3 separate regions of the Homo sapiens genome follow, and regions 2 and 3 are each linked to region 1. A link is a contact called in ENCODE Hi-C or POLR2A ChIA-PET data. All regions are on one chromosome and are shown on one strand. The core of a region is the stretch at or near the end of the contact, and the rest is flanking DNA. Distances in the headings are between cores, read along the strand shown. Region 1 overlaps ACOXL (acyl-CoA oxidase like). Region 2 overlaps ACOXL (acyl-CoA oxidase like). Region 3 overlaps ACOXL (acyl-CoA oxidase like).

The links. A loop is a pair of places that touch in the nucleus more often than their neighbours do. ChIA-PET counts read pairs that join two places held with the same protein, here RNA polymerase II (POLR2A). Pooled maps may share reads with other maps.
Region 2: a pooled map shows a loop between it and region 1 (4-fold over the local background). The contact joins two enhancer-like sites. A Hi-C loop is called at or near these places in 1 of 168 maps with a recorded cell type or tissue (Caco-2), 14 of 37 single-sample maps with no recorded cell type and 13 of 50 pooled maps.
Region 3: a map of PC-3 shows a loop between it and region 1 (5-fold over the local background). The contact joins two enhancer-like sites. A Hi-C loop is called at or near these places in 1 of 168 maps with a recorded cell type or tissue (PC-3), 12 of 37 single-sample maps with no recorded cell type and 10 of 50 pooled maps. POLR2A ChIA-PET finds 5 or more read pairs at or near these places in 1 of 52 experiments (naive thymus-derived CD4-positive, alpha-beta T cell).

Annotation. Positions count from the first base shown.
Region 1 is chr2:110,805,532-110,809,655 of GRCh38, forward strand. The region is part of intron 9 of ACOXL (acyl-CoA oxidase like); the gene reads left to right. Among named protein-coding and RNA genes, the nearest start is that of ACOXL, 75 kb to the left of the region's middle. Within about 2 kb of position 2,165, at least 2 of the 41 ENCODE cell types and tissues checked have a DNase peak (open chromatin) inside an H3K27ac peak, as active enhancers do.
Region 2 is chr2:111,056,292-111,060,415 of GRCh38, forward strand. All of the region lies in intron 16 of ACOXL (acyl-CoA oxidase like), which reads left to right. Among named protein-coding and RNA genes, the nearest start is that of ACOXL-AS1, 57 kb to the right of the region's middle. RefSeq lists an enhancer at 1,004-1,203. Within about 2 kb of position 1,945, at least 2 of the 41 ENCODE cell types and tissues checked have a DNase peak (open chromatin) inside an H3K27ac peak, as active enhancers do.
Region 3 is chr2:111,031,153-111,035,276 of GRCh38, forward strand. It overlaps ACOXL (acyl-CoA oxidase like), which reads left to right. Exons shown (of 18, transcript NM_001142807.4): 15 at 475-562. LOC124907866 (a long non-coding RNA gene) reads right to left here. Exons shown (of 2, transcript XR_007087182.1): 2 at 4,053-4,124. Among named protein-coding and RNA genes, the nearest start is that of ACOXL-AS1, 82 kb to the right of the region's middle. RefSeq lists an enhancer at 1,235-2,434. Within about 2 kb of position 1,684, at least 8 of the 41 ENCODE cell types and tissues checked have a DNase peak (open chromatin) inside an H3K27ac peak, as active enhancers do.

The DNA.
Region 1 (4,124 bases), core at 915-3,414:
GAGTGCCAGGTGGCCATCCACAGGGAACTTTTCTCCACCCTTCTTAAGAGGGGCTCCCACCCATCTACATCCCAGATGTGTGCTGCTAATCGTGGGGGTGGAGCACAGGCATTGTGGTAAGAGAGCCAGGAGAGATGACCAGGGAGAACGGGATGTTCAGAGCAAACACATCTGCTGGAGAAGCAGCTAAGGGTTGGCCCATGTGGGCAAAGGTCGGCATGTCTTGGCTGAATTCACCTGGGAGTGTTGATCCTCATGTGTCTGTATAGGGTGTAACGTTCTCCATCACAGTCTGGAGGCCATGAGACCAGACCTCCAGGAGCCATCTCTGCCTCCCTGCCCTGCCTCTCCCGTGTATTGGTTGGACAGAGGAGCCTGGAGAGCAAAGCTCTGGAAGGGCCTCCTTCTCCCCAGGGCCCCAGTCTACTTTGTTCTCTGGGCCTTCTCTGTCTCTTTGCCTGAAGGAAAAGCCTGCTTTAAACTCCACTGAGCTTGGTGAAGCTAGAAGAAAAATTAAGTCTCCCCAGGAATATACATCTGGGGCTTGAGTCCAGCTTTTCCATGAAGAAGGAATAAATTTCATTCCCTTGACTCCAGGCCTGACATCAGTCCGGAGTCGTCTGAATAGCAGGAAAGCCCTGCTTTACTTGCTTCGGGGTCGGCCACGCTTCACAGATGGCCTGTCCTGACCCGGGCTTCCCCTTATGATGCTTCCTGTGAGGGGGCACAGCTGTGGCCATCAACACGCGTACGCGGCCTGGCCTCGTGCCCGCCCGTGCACCCCAGTTCCTGTGCTTGTTTTGTGGTGGTTCTTTCAGTGGGGCCGGGTGGGTGTTCAGGTCTGAAGTCCCAGGTCAGGAGGGGCTCAGGTCCCTTGGCTGAACTGTCTGATATTGAATGAGGCCCCAGAAAGCCTTGTGGTGAAGGCACCAGCACAGACAGCATCAGAGTGCCGAGGAAAACTGGTTCCTCAGGTCTGCAACAGAAGCCATTTCAGCCATCCTCAGGACTCCAGAGAGAGGCAAAAATAGAAAAGCCAGACGAGCCTAGGATTGCATGAAAGGGAAGATTGGTTAAACATCGGATGCAGGGTTAGCTGAAGCTGTGATAGCAGTCTCTGCACAATATCCCCTCTAATTGCAGTAGCCTGCAGACCATCCTGACTCAGGGGCCCTCTGAGGAGAGTGCTGGGCGCATATAAAAAACGCAAGGTGGTCAGCGGCCAGGCAGGCTCCTGGGAAACCTTGCACTCTTGCTGGTTTTGATGGGGTGATGATGTGTGAAGGACGTCCATGCCGCCAGCAGCCCTGCAGGCTCATTGGGGTCCACAGTGGGGTTGTGTGGGGCAAGGTGTGGGGTGGTGCAGACCAGACCAGGCAGAGGTGGGAGCCTTCCAGGAGGGCCTTGGTTTTAAATATCACCAGATCTGGAGCGGGGTGGGGGTGGTGTCCCAGGGAGAGGAGCCACAGTGGGTGATTCCTAAAAGGTTCCTGTTCTCCGTTCTACTGGATGTTATCATGGACCAGCCCCTGCCAGGCCCAGGAGGGTCTTGGGGGCCACATTCGCATCAGTTCCTTTATTGGTTGTCTCATGTGCAGACTTCATTCCCGGCAACACGGAGACGTGATCATGATCGTGGGCAGGAAAGCCCTGGGCTCAGCCCTCATCCTGCCCATGACCAGCACTGGGGCCGTGAACAGGCCATAGCGCTCTCTAGGGCTCAGTTTCTTCATGTGTGAAATGGGTCTTAGGATGGTGGTGAGCCATGAGTGAAGGGTGTGTGTGCAGCGCTGGCCCAGAGCGATGCTCCATAGCTGACAGCTGTTATTTGTGTGATGGTTGTTGTTGTTGTTTTTGTTGCTGCTGCTGCCGTTACTGGGAAGACAGGAGTTGGCTAAAGGAAAGGAAGACATGGGCATTCCCATGAAACAAATGCTGGGTACCCTCGCCTCCAAGTAACAAGGCAATGTGCAATGTTTTGCAGAGATGCATAGTGTCCTTTGAATTCCCAGGTGTCTGAAGCAAACCACAGTAACCCGGAGTTAGCACCTGCCCTGCCTATCCAGACCTTGCCAGGCAATGGGATTGTCAGGCAGTGGGAAGACCCCGCACAGAGCCAGCAGGGTCCAGGCACCCTGCCGGACAGTGACCCGGGCCGCTGTGATCTCATCTCCAGCGTCTCTGGTGAGGATGATCTCACCGGCCCTCTTGGCAGCTCTTCCTCTCCTATGGCTCAAACACATGACATATGTTTTCCCGGCTGAAACCTAAGATGGTCCTTCTCCTTCTGCTCTTGCTGATGAGTGGAAAAATGGATCCGTTTCTCCTACGTGCGTTCCTTGTGTATTAAAAAACTGTCACCGCAGCTCCCCACAGTGACATTCACTCAAGGCTGAGCGTGCCCGGTCATTTTAAACTTTGCCCAAATGTCATATTTTTCATGGTTCTCTTTCATTTCCATGGCATTCCTTGGAACTTTCAGGTTTTCTCTTAAAGCCTTGCCATATTGACCATCATCTAATTTGTGTCAGAAATGCCACACCAAATTAAGTGATTACCAAGAACACGAGGAGAAGGAAGCAAATGTGTTTGGGAGGGGAGGGAGTGGGGGCTTGGGAGACCTCTGCAGCCTGTGCTGGGAGGCTGGGAAACCTTTTCAGAAGGAGGAAGCTGGGCACCTGAAAGAGTGAGAAGTGTAAATGAGGTCTGGCCCATTCTCTTGGGTTGATTTTGCGCAGAGGTAAATATTTTAGCTAAGACAAGCTCATCTTGTAAATTAGGTGCTGCACAGTAGCTAGGTCCTACCCCCAGGATGTGTGATTCTGCAGCTCTGGGGTGGGGTGGAGAGTCTGCATTTCTGGGTTCCCGGGTGACACTGCTGCCATGGGCTCTGCTCCTTGAGACCCCTGCACAGAACACATGGATGTGGTTGTGAAATATCAGCACTGTCTCAGCCCCCTTGTCACTCCCTGGGTCCCCAGGATCAAGGCCCAAGTTCTGTTTCTGTATCCAGGATCCTTCATGACTCCTCACTGTACCCCCTCTCTCCACTGGGCCTCTGTCCCTCTGGCCTCATTTCTGTCTCTCCCCTGTGCCACTGTGGGAGGGGGCTTACATGTGCTACCATCCAGCTGGGGATGCCCCCCTTTTGCATGGGTTGTTTTCATGTACATTTCAGAGCTTGTATGACTGTCCCTTCTTCAGAAAGGCCTCAGCCTGCATGTGGTTCCTCTGACACCTGTTCCCAAGGCACTGGACTCCCCACTTGCAGCATGTATTACAACTCATGAGTGTAGCAACTCATGTGCAATAGGTGGGTTCTGTCTCCTTCACTAGCCTAAAAGCTCCACGCAGCTGGGGCCCTGCCAGCCTCATCCACTGCTGTGTGTTCAGCTTCACACACAGGGCTGGGCACATAGCAGACAAACAGCAAATAGGAGTGGAAAGAGTGAATGAGGTCTGAATCAGGATTCACATCCAAAGCCCCTGGCTTATCTCTTAGCAGAGGGAAGCCCTCAGTGCATGTTGGTTCTTGTGCTCCCACATACCAGCCCCCACTGCCGGGTCCATGTTGAGTGGGAAGGAGGATGTTGCTGCCTCTTTGATCTAACTCCACGTGGCCCTTCTGTCCAGAACCAGGAGTCTTCTTTCTTTCTTCCTCTCTGTCGCAGACACTGCTCCCCATAGTATGTGCTTCATGTGTACACACTCGTGCATTGTGCTGTAAGCAGGCACTGGGGTCGTGCTCACCTACACTTGGCAGTGTGGCCCTGGTGGTCTGGGAGTGTGCCCAGGGCTGGGGCTGCAGAGTCACATGCAGCAGCTGAGCTGCGGGGCTGCATGCTGAGTGCAACCAGCATTCTGGGCTGTTTTTTCAGGCACGTGGGTGCTGGGCGGCAGACAACTCAGCCAGTCCTGAGAGCCTGAACGATGATCTCCAAGTTGTACAGCGTGCCACATATGAGATGGGGGTAGCTTTTCCCAGCACCAGGAGCTTCAGGGAGAGCAAAGGGAAGAAACTGGCTTCAGGGGATTCTCAGAACCGGCGATAGACACACAATCTTTTCCTACGGTGTGCATTGTTGGGTATGAGTGAAGGGTCTCAGCAAGGCATGGGAGAGTCT
Region 2 (4,124 bases), core at 695-3,194, 250 kb after region 1:
TCCTATGCCATTGAAGCCCGGGATACTTCACTCTCTTCACTCCTAGAGGTCCCCTGCAAGTGCCAAGCCTATGTCAAGTATTCTGCAAAGCTCAGCTCAAACCAACCCCCCAAATTATTGGTAACAATTATCCCTCCTAATGAGCTTCAGTTTTGGAAAGGGATCTTTGAGGCATAGGGCTAACTTTTTAACTCAAAAAAATATATATATATTTAGGCCAGGCATGGTGGCTCACGCCTGTAATCCCAGCACTTTGGGAGGCTGAGGTGGGTGGATCATGAGGTCAGGAGATAGAGACCATCCTGGCTAACACGGTGAAACCCCATCTCTACTAAAAATACAAAAAATTAGCCGGGTGTGGTGGCACATGCCTGTAGTCCCAGCTACTCAGGAGGCTGAGGCAGGAGAATCGCTTTAACCCAGGAGGCGGAGGTTGCAGTGAGCCGAGATCGCACCACTGCACTTCAGCCTGGGTGACAGAGCAAGACTCTGTCTCCAAAAAAAAAAAAAAAAAAAATTTCATGGTAGTATGCCAGGCTCCATAGTAAGTCAGCAAAAGGGTCATTTTGGTGGCTTTCTGGACGCAGCTGGCATGGTCCCTCTTCGGAAACATTTTTGAGTGCCTACTATGTGTCCAGCACTGTGCTAGGCACTGAGGGCACAAATATCCATAAAATGTGGCCCTCACCCTCAGGTAGCTCCTTGACAAATAGGTGAGACAGACACTTCAGCACCTTGGAGTGGGCTAAGTGCCGAGAGCAAAGGAATTTGGGAAGCTAGTGGAGCACTCAGTTGGGCACTCAACTCAACCTGGGTTTAGGGAAGACTCCCCTGAGGAGGTGATATTTGAGCTAAGTCCCCATGTCTCTGCAGGAATTTAAATTTAACCAACTGTGTGGGTTCCACTGTGCATGCTGGTGGTGTCGATGTGACACGTTGTGTTCTGACTTTTCCATTTATAGAGTGTTTCAGGTGCACTGATGCATGCCTTGAGAGCTGACTGCCAAAATAGGGGCCCCAGACAGCTGCCTTCCCAGGGGAGGGGTATCCAGAAACTTCCATTCTTGCTGTGCACATTTCCCCAGCTGACCTATAGCTGTCTTGAAATTATAGCATTCAATATTCCTTCCTTGGCTCGGAAGACTTTACGGGCCTTCCAGTAGTTAATGTCAAAGTTAGGTGTCTCTGGGAGGGAATGCAGCAGAAGCCATCAACAGCTAATAGTTGCTCTAGAATTATTCTGAAAGCATGGTGTCCAGGCCAGGGGCCAGGAGTAGAGAGGGAGAGGGGTGGTAGGGGATTAGGAGGGGGAAGGCAGAGGGGTTCCCTCTCTTGCCACAAACAGATCTGCTCTGCTGTCTGTGCATTTACACTTCGCCTAGCTCCTCCACAAAGTTCTGCTATAAGGAGAAATGGGCCAATGTCTTTCCAATCCAAATGCCATCAGAAGCAAGCTCTACATGTGCCCGACTGCCTAAGAGGAGCATATGAGCGCACAGATGGCAGCAGTATATGAGGACATTACACCTGCTCTGCTCCTTGATACTTCATTGTCAAGCATCTAAATAAGTATCTAAATGGAGAACCAGCTAGGAAGTACAAATCCTGGTGTTCAGAAAAGCAGCGAGCCGCCCAGGCGTGGAGGGTGCAACGCTTTGGGGATGCCTACCCATGCGAGTCTAGCACGGCTTGCGGGTGGGGTGTTCCTTCTTGAATGATCTGTTCTCCATTTCCTCTGTGCACAGCTCTGGGGGCAGATTTCATTTCAGACTGCTTTAGAAGACAGGACAGCAGGAGAGGAAATCACTAGAGACAAAAGAAAATTAGAAGGATTTGGTAGAAGTCATATATAGGAAACTGAGAGCAAAATTTGGCTCTCGGAGACTAAAGTTAGTGGGAGGAGAGAACAGGGCCTGGCCAAGACTTATCATTTCACCATTTAAATAGAGATCAAGATGCTAAAGTTCCCAGGAGACATCTCTTTTGTGACTTGCCAAGAGCACGGAGAAATTCCATCAGGGAGCTTCTGAGATATGGATCCAGACTAGCAGACATTAACAGAATTACCAGGTGTCTAGGGGGATCCCAGACTTTTCAGCACACAGTGAGGGGGATGTAAACACTAAAGTTATATGGGAAGTCACGCTGGATGGATTGACGAAGGCAGCAAAGCCTAGCAGTCACACTGAAGCAGCTCCCTGCCGTCAACCAACCACATTTGCACCCTGATTAAAAACTGGAAACGTTAAGAGACTTGAAGATTTCTGCTCTCTGCACCTGCTTAACTCTTCCTCTTGCCCTTACTAAATTTTAGCTGCTTTCTTTTTGGCTAATTTCACAATGTTCAAAAGTCTATTGGAAAAAAAGAAACCCACAAAGCACCATAGATAAAAACTTTGAGATGGGGAAAAAGAAAAATACTGGTTTGATCTGCTCCCTTCCTCTCCCAGAACCCAGGAAAATGCCCAGTACACAAGAAGCAAGGAAGGGAAGGATAAAAAAAGGAGGGAGGGAATTAGTTCTGGATGAAATGTCAGAAAAATGGCCACCATGAAGGCCCCAGTCAACCAATCACTTCCTCTTCTTGGGTCTCCTGATGGAATGTTTTCATCTTTGGGAAAATCTTTCCACCTTTATCTCTTCTAGAACTGTAAAAATGACAGGATGAGCCAGGGCAGTGTCTCATGCCTATAATCCCAGCACTTTGGGAGGCTGAGGAAGAAGGATCACTTGAGGCCAGGAGTTCAAGACCAGCCTGGGCAACATAGATCTCTACAAAAAATTCTAAAAAGTAAATTAGCCAGGCAAGGTGGTACATGCCTGTAGTTCCAGTTATTCAGGAGGTTGAGGCTGGGGAATCACCTGAACCTAGAAATTTGAGGTTACATTAAGGTATGATTGAACCACTGTACTCTAGCCTGGGCAATACAGCAAGACTCTGTCTCTATAAAATAATAATAATAGTAAAAAACTGGAATTGGGATGGGAACAAGGCAACTTGGTGTGTTCCTGAAAACCTTGCCTGATGGAAAGGGCAGCTAATAACAGCCTATTGATAATTGATTAATGTGTTACATTTTGAAAGTACACAAAACATAACATTCAATATCAGGATTAAGATTTATTACATAAGTGAGACAAACCTTCTATTAAAAGTGGAAGGCTCTCAGATTGGATGAAAAATAACACCCAACCATACAATATATATTTCAAAAATGCACATTTTTCCCAGGAAGATGCTGGAGACATACTCATCCCTATTCCTTCTGCTAAGTCCAACTAAAAACACTGGACATTACGTTTAAAACAAACATAAAAGATTCTGAAAGGTAAGAACTAGAAAGTAGACCAAGCTAGGAACCTCAAGACCCAAAGAATGACACAGCAGGAACTCCCTGAATTTTGTTTGTGCCTCATACATTCCAGAGTTAGAGCTGAAGAAGCTGGCAACCTGGAAAAAGCTAACGCACACAAAGGAAAAAAAAAAAAGAGAGAAGAAGGGGTAGAAGAAGGAGGAGGAGGAGAAGGAAGAGGAAGAGAGAAAGGAAGAAGAGGAGAAGAAGAGGAGGTAAATGAGGAGGAGGATAAGGAGGAGAGGAGGAGAAAAAAATGAGGAGAAGAAAGAGTAGGAGAAAGAGAAGAAGGAGGAGGAAGAGGGGAAGGGGTAGGGGAAACAGAAGACTCCTCCTGCCAGGCAGCACAGAAAAATATGTGGTCCCACCTTCACCCATGCCAGGAAAGGCCCAGTGGGGAGTGCAGACTCCACACTCACGAGACTACAATGAGGCAATGCAACCTCACCACTATGGTTGTCAGAGGAGGCCTAGTAGGGAGCTGGGGTTTTCATCTCCACTTGGCAGTAATGAGGCCTCCCTTCCCCTCCTGCCTCACTACAGTGACACTGGAGACCATCTGGGGAGCCTGGACTTCTTCCTCTACCCAGCAATAATAGGTCAGTCTGCCCCCTCCCCACTGCGGTGGTGTCAGAGAAGGCCAAATGGGGAGAGTCAAGACTTTAACCACTGGCTCCAATAGTAATGAGGCCACCCCCTGGTAGCGTCAGTGGAGACCATCTGGGGAGCAGAAATTAGGGACCTCTACCCTTCCCAACCAGAGTGGGATCA
Region 3 (4,124 bases), core at 434-2,933, 230 kb after region 1:
CAGCTAGTCAGTGCCAATTCTTGAGACATAACATGTTTGAGAAACACTTTGGAAACAAATGGAAGCTCCTGACTGCAAGGGAAGGAAGGAGGGAACGTGGGCTGGTTATGTTGAGGATTAGATTCAAGTAGTTTGTTCTGGTATTTTGAATTCTTCAGGCAGTAAGTGACCCAATCAGAACAGCCTCACTTGATCTGTGCCTGCATTCTCCCCTTCACGTGTTTCTCTAACGTCTGTGACCTCCATTAGTATAAATTAATATAAGCATGGAAACAGGGCTTCTCTACATGTATGATATTTATTCATCTAACAAGCAGTTTTTGCAGGTCACAGAGGCCAGCCTACAGAAGGTTCTGCACTGTGTCCATGCTTAATGTAGTACTGAAAATTTGGATGTTTGCCGTCTGTCTTGCTATTAAGTTAGACTCTCTCACAATATCCTCAATGGTGATTTTTCTTCTGTCGATTGGACAGGTAAAGACCAAGAAGGAGGATTTTTTCCATGCCTGGAACTCGTGTCTGCACCACGTGGCTTCTCTGTCCCTGGCACACACTCACCGAGGTCAGTTGGCTCCTGTTGAATATTTGTAATTGAGTGACTCAGGGGTCTACGGGTCCCTGGAGACACAGCTCTGCAGGGAAAGGACAGTCCCAACACACAGGGAAGGGACAGTCCGTGTGTTGAATTTAGGGCCCCAAGTGACTTACAGAGACTTGAAGCTTGTGGTAAATCAACTCCCAACTTACTAGGAACACTGACCATATGACACCCACAAAGCCTGATGCTAAACCAGTCAGGAACAGCTCACTTAACACAACCTGACAATCACACGAAGCACTTGACAGGAGCCAGTTGGCAAAATGCCTGTCCCTCAGAAGTGGCCCTCTGCCTGACCATGATCTCGTTCCTAAACGGGAGGGTGTGCACACAGATAAAGTGAGAGTGTTTTAACAGGGGTCCTGCCTGAGGAATTTTAAGTGCCAGAATTACTTAGACCTCATCATCAAATTAGCAAGAAACTGGGTCAACCTTCTAAAGCAGTGGTTCTCAACCAGGGGCAATTTTGCAACGTTTGGATGTTTGGCAATGTTTAGAGACGTTTTTGGTTGTCACACTGAGAGGGGTAGTGCCACTGGTGCGCAGTGGGTGGAGGCCAGGGATACTGCTAACATGCTACAGGGCACAGACCGCTCCCCTGCAACCAAGAATTATCTAGCCCCAAATGACAGTAATGCTGAGATTGAGAAACTTGAGTATTCATTTTGGCTTCAGTCGACCAAAATAGCAAAATAAAATGAAACACTGAACACCAAGTAAGATCCATGACGGCTTATCATTGAAATTATTGTTTAATTTCAAGAATCGTCAGTTTGTTTCTCATCATGTCCTGATCTATGGGAAGAAGCTGTTAAAAGAGAAAGGCCAGTTGTTCACTGAGTTGGTAGCTTTATGGGATTTTTCATCACACTGGGTCACTGCTGGCCCTGGGAGGGCTGGGTTTGGTCATACCACAGCTTGCATCTGGGGCACTATCTCATGGGATGGAGATGGGCTCCTCGGTGGGATCAGGGCAGGTATTATGGCCAGGAACCTAGGAGTGTGCCTGCGTCCAACACAACCTCCCAGCCTGACCATCCCCCTTCCTCCCTGACTGGGCAGTTCCAAAAGAGCAAAGTGCATGTGATTCAGTGCCATGTGACTATACCTGCAGGAATGTGTGGGAGCCGCCCTAGGAGCTCTGATGAGAGCTGGATTGGAGTGAGTGCTTTAGGCTCAGACTGAGCCCAGCTTCTTCCTTCCTTCTAAGGACCAGCTCTTGGGACCTTGCACCTTTGGGTGAGCCTCCTAACACAGGGCTCTGGAGTAAACGTGCCGAGAGCACAGGTTTCTCATGGGACGGGAAGCAGGGGCCCCATGGGAACACCTCCCCAGAGACTGGTCTCCACCCAGTGACCACACTCTGAAATGACCATGACCGCATTGGCCTTCCTGATTCTGACTGAGTTCCACTTTCTGCTTCCTGGGACATGGAGGAGGAGCGAGGAGAGGGACCAGGAGCATCAGGGACTATGGGTCATGAAGGCACAGGATTGGGTCCCGTCATTTGCAGACTCAACATTTTTAATGTATTGCCCACCCACAGTGTATCAGGCTCAGAGAAACTGACTTATCTTAATTGAACTCAAAAATGAGTCATATTTAAATCTAAATGCCAGTTTATTCATCAGAAAGAAAATCCAGCCACCAAGTCATCAGTACATGCCCTATCTGTTCTACGAGCATATCTTCAGATAGAATTCAGTTATAATTAGGAGGTTGCAGGAAGTCACACTATCAAGACAGCTCGTGTCCTCAGGCCTGGCTGGAGATCTGAGTGTCCCCTGTGACCTGCTCCAGACCCTAGAGCCCACAGTGTGTCTACTTCCCTGGACTATCTCCATACACTCAGCATCAACCTCATTCCTTTAAGAAATTTATGTAAACCACCCTTCTTCTGTTGGTGGGTTATTTCTTCAGATTTGCCGATCGGGTTGAAACATATCTGGGGTATGAAACAGTACTTGAGACACCCTGATTGAAGGCGACTGTGTCTTGGGCCTTCTCATTCACTGTAGGTAGACTTGTACTGGCTTCACTCTCAGGGGTGGTGTGGCCCTGGCTCCTCCCTCTGGGCCCCTATGTACTGACCACAGATATCGCCCTTCCTGGGACATGAGGATGGACTATATGGACTCCTGGTGCAAAACTTCTAAGCATTCAGAAATGTGATCAAGTTTGAAAAGGAAGGGGGAAGTCAAAGAATCACTGCACAATTCATTTCACCTTAGAAACATGACAGTTGAGCCTTGGGCTGCACAGCCTGCTTGCTGAGAGCACAGTGGAGCTTAGTGAGGACTGAGGATGGGGGCTCTGGAGTCAGGTCACCAGGTTCAGATCCCGGCTTTACCTCTACCAGCTGTGTGACTGTGAGTGAGTTACAAACCCTCTCTGAGCTTCAGTTTCTTCCTCATTTATAAAATGTAGAGAGCATGATATTTACCTCGTGGGGCTGTTGGAAATATTAAATGAGACAACGCTCCAAAGCTCTTGCCTTTGCATCTGGCTCTTTGTTAATGTTTAATAAAACCTTTTTATTACTGCTAATCACTACTCTAGGAAAACCTTAGTTCTTATAACCAAAGTAGAACATTTTCGACCTTGTTCCTTAAAGGGAAGAAAAAGAGGAAAATGAAACAGGTTAAGTCTGAGTGTATGAGGTCTTCACACCCGGAGAAAATATCAAGGATTTGATGATGGCACAGTACAAAATAAATCCAAATCAACCCTGAACCTTTTATTGGTTCATAACCACAGTAGCACAAGTGATTATTTTCAGGAAACTGGCTTCAGGTTCAATGTCAGATAAAGAGGACTTGGAAGTATAAAGAAAGTAATGGAAGAAAAATCATAAGAATTAGTTCAATGACAGCATTTAGAAAGCCCAGGAATGTTTTGAAATCGAGAAATCCATCTGTAATGAGGAGGTCTGTACAGAACGGGTCCTAAAGATAAGGATGCACTAAACATAACACTAGCCAGTAAAATTTCACCAGCGTATCATTACATTCAAATAGCATGTTACCCTCTGGCAGAGGCCTCCAGGGGATGGGAGAAGAAGTAGAAGGAGCCCATCTGTCTTCAGTGACCAGACCCAGATGTTGCCTTTGGAGCCTTTTGAAGGAAGAATGCATAGGAAGGAAGAGAAGGATCAGTCTGTTAAAGCACAGTCTTTTTTTTTTTTTTTGACGGAGTCTCGCTCTGTCGCCCAGGCTGGAGTGTAGTGGCATGATCTCTGCTCACTACTCTGGGGACTACAGGTGCCCGCCACCACACCCAGCTAATTTTTTGTATTTTAGTAGAGACGGGGTTTCACTGTGTTTGCCAGGGTGGTCTCAATCTCCTGACCTCGTGATCTGCCCACCTCGGCCTCCCAAAGTGCTGGGATTACAGGCGTGAGCCACCGTCCCCGGCCTAAAGCACAGTCTTAATGTCACCCCAGATGACAATGAACTCAGAATTTAGCCATTTTTATTAGGAACAAATGGAAAAACACCTTCTGGCATCTGTCTCCGTTTGTCACCTG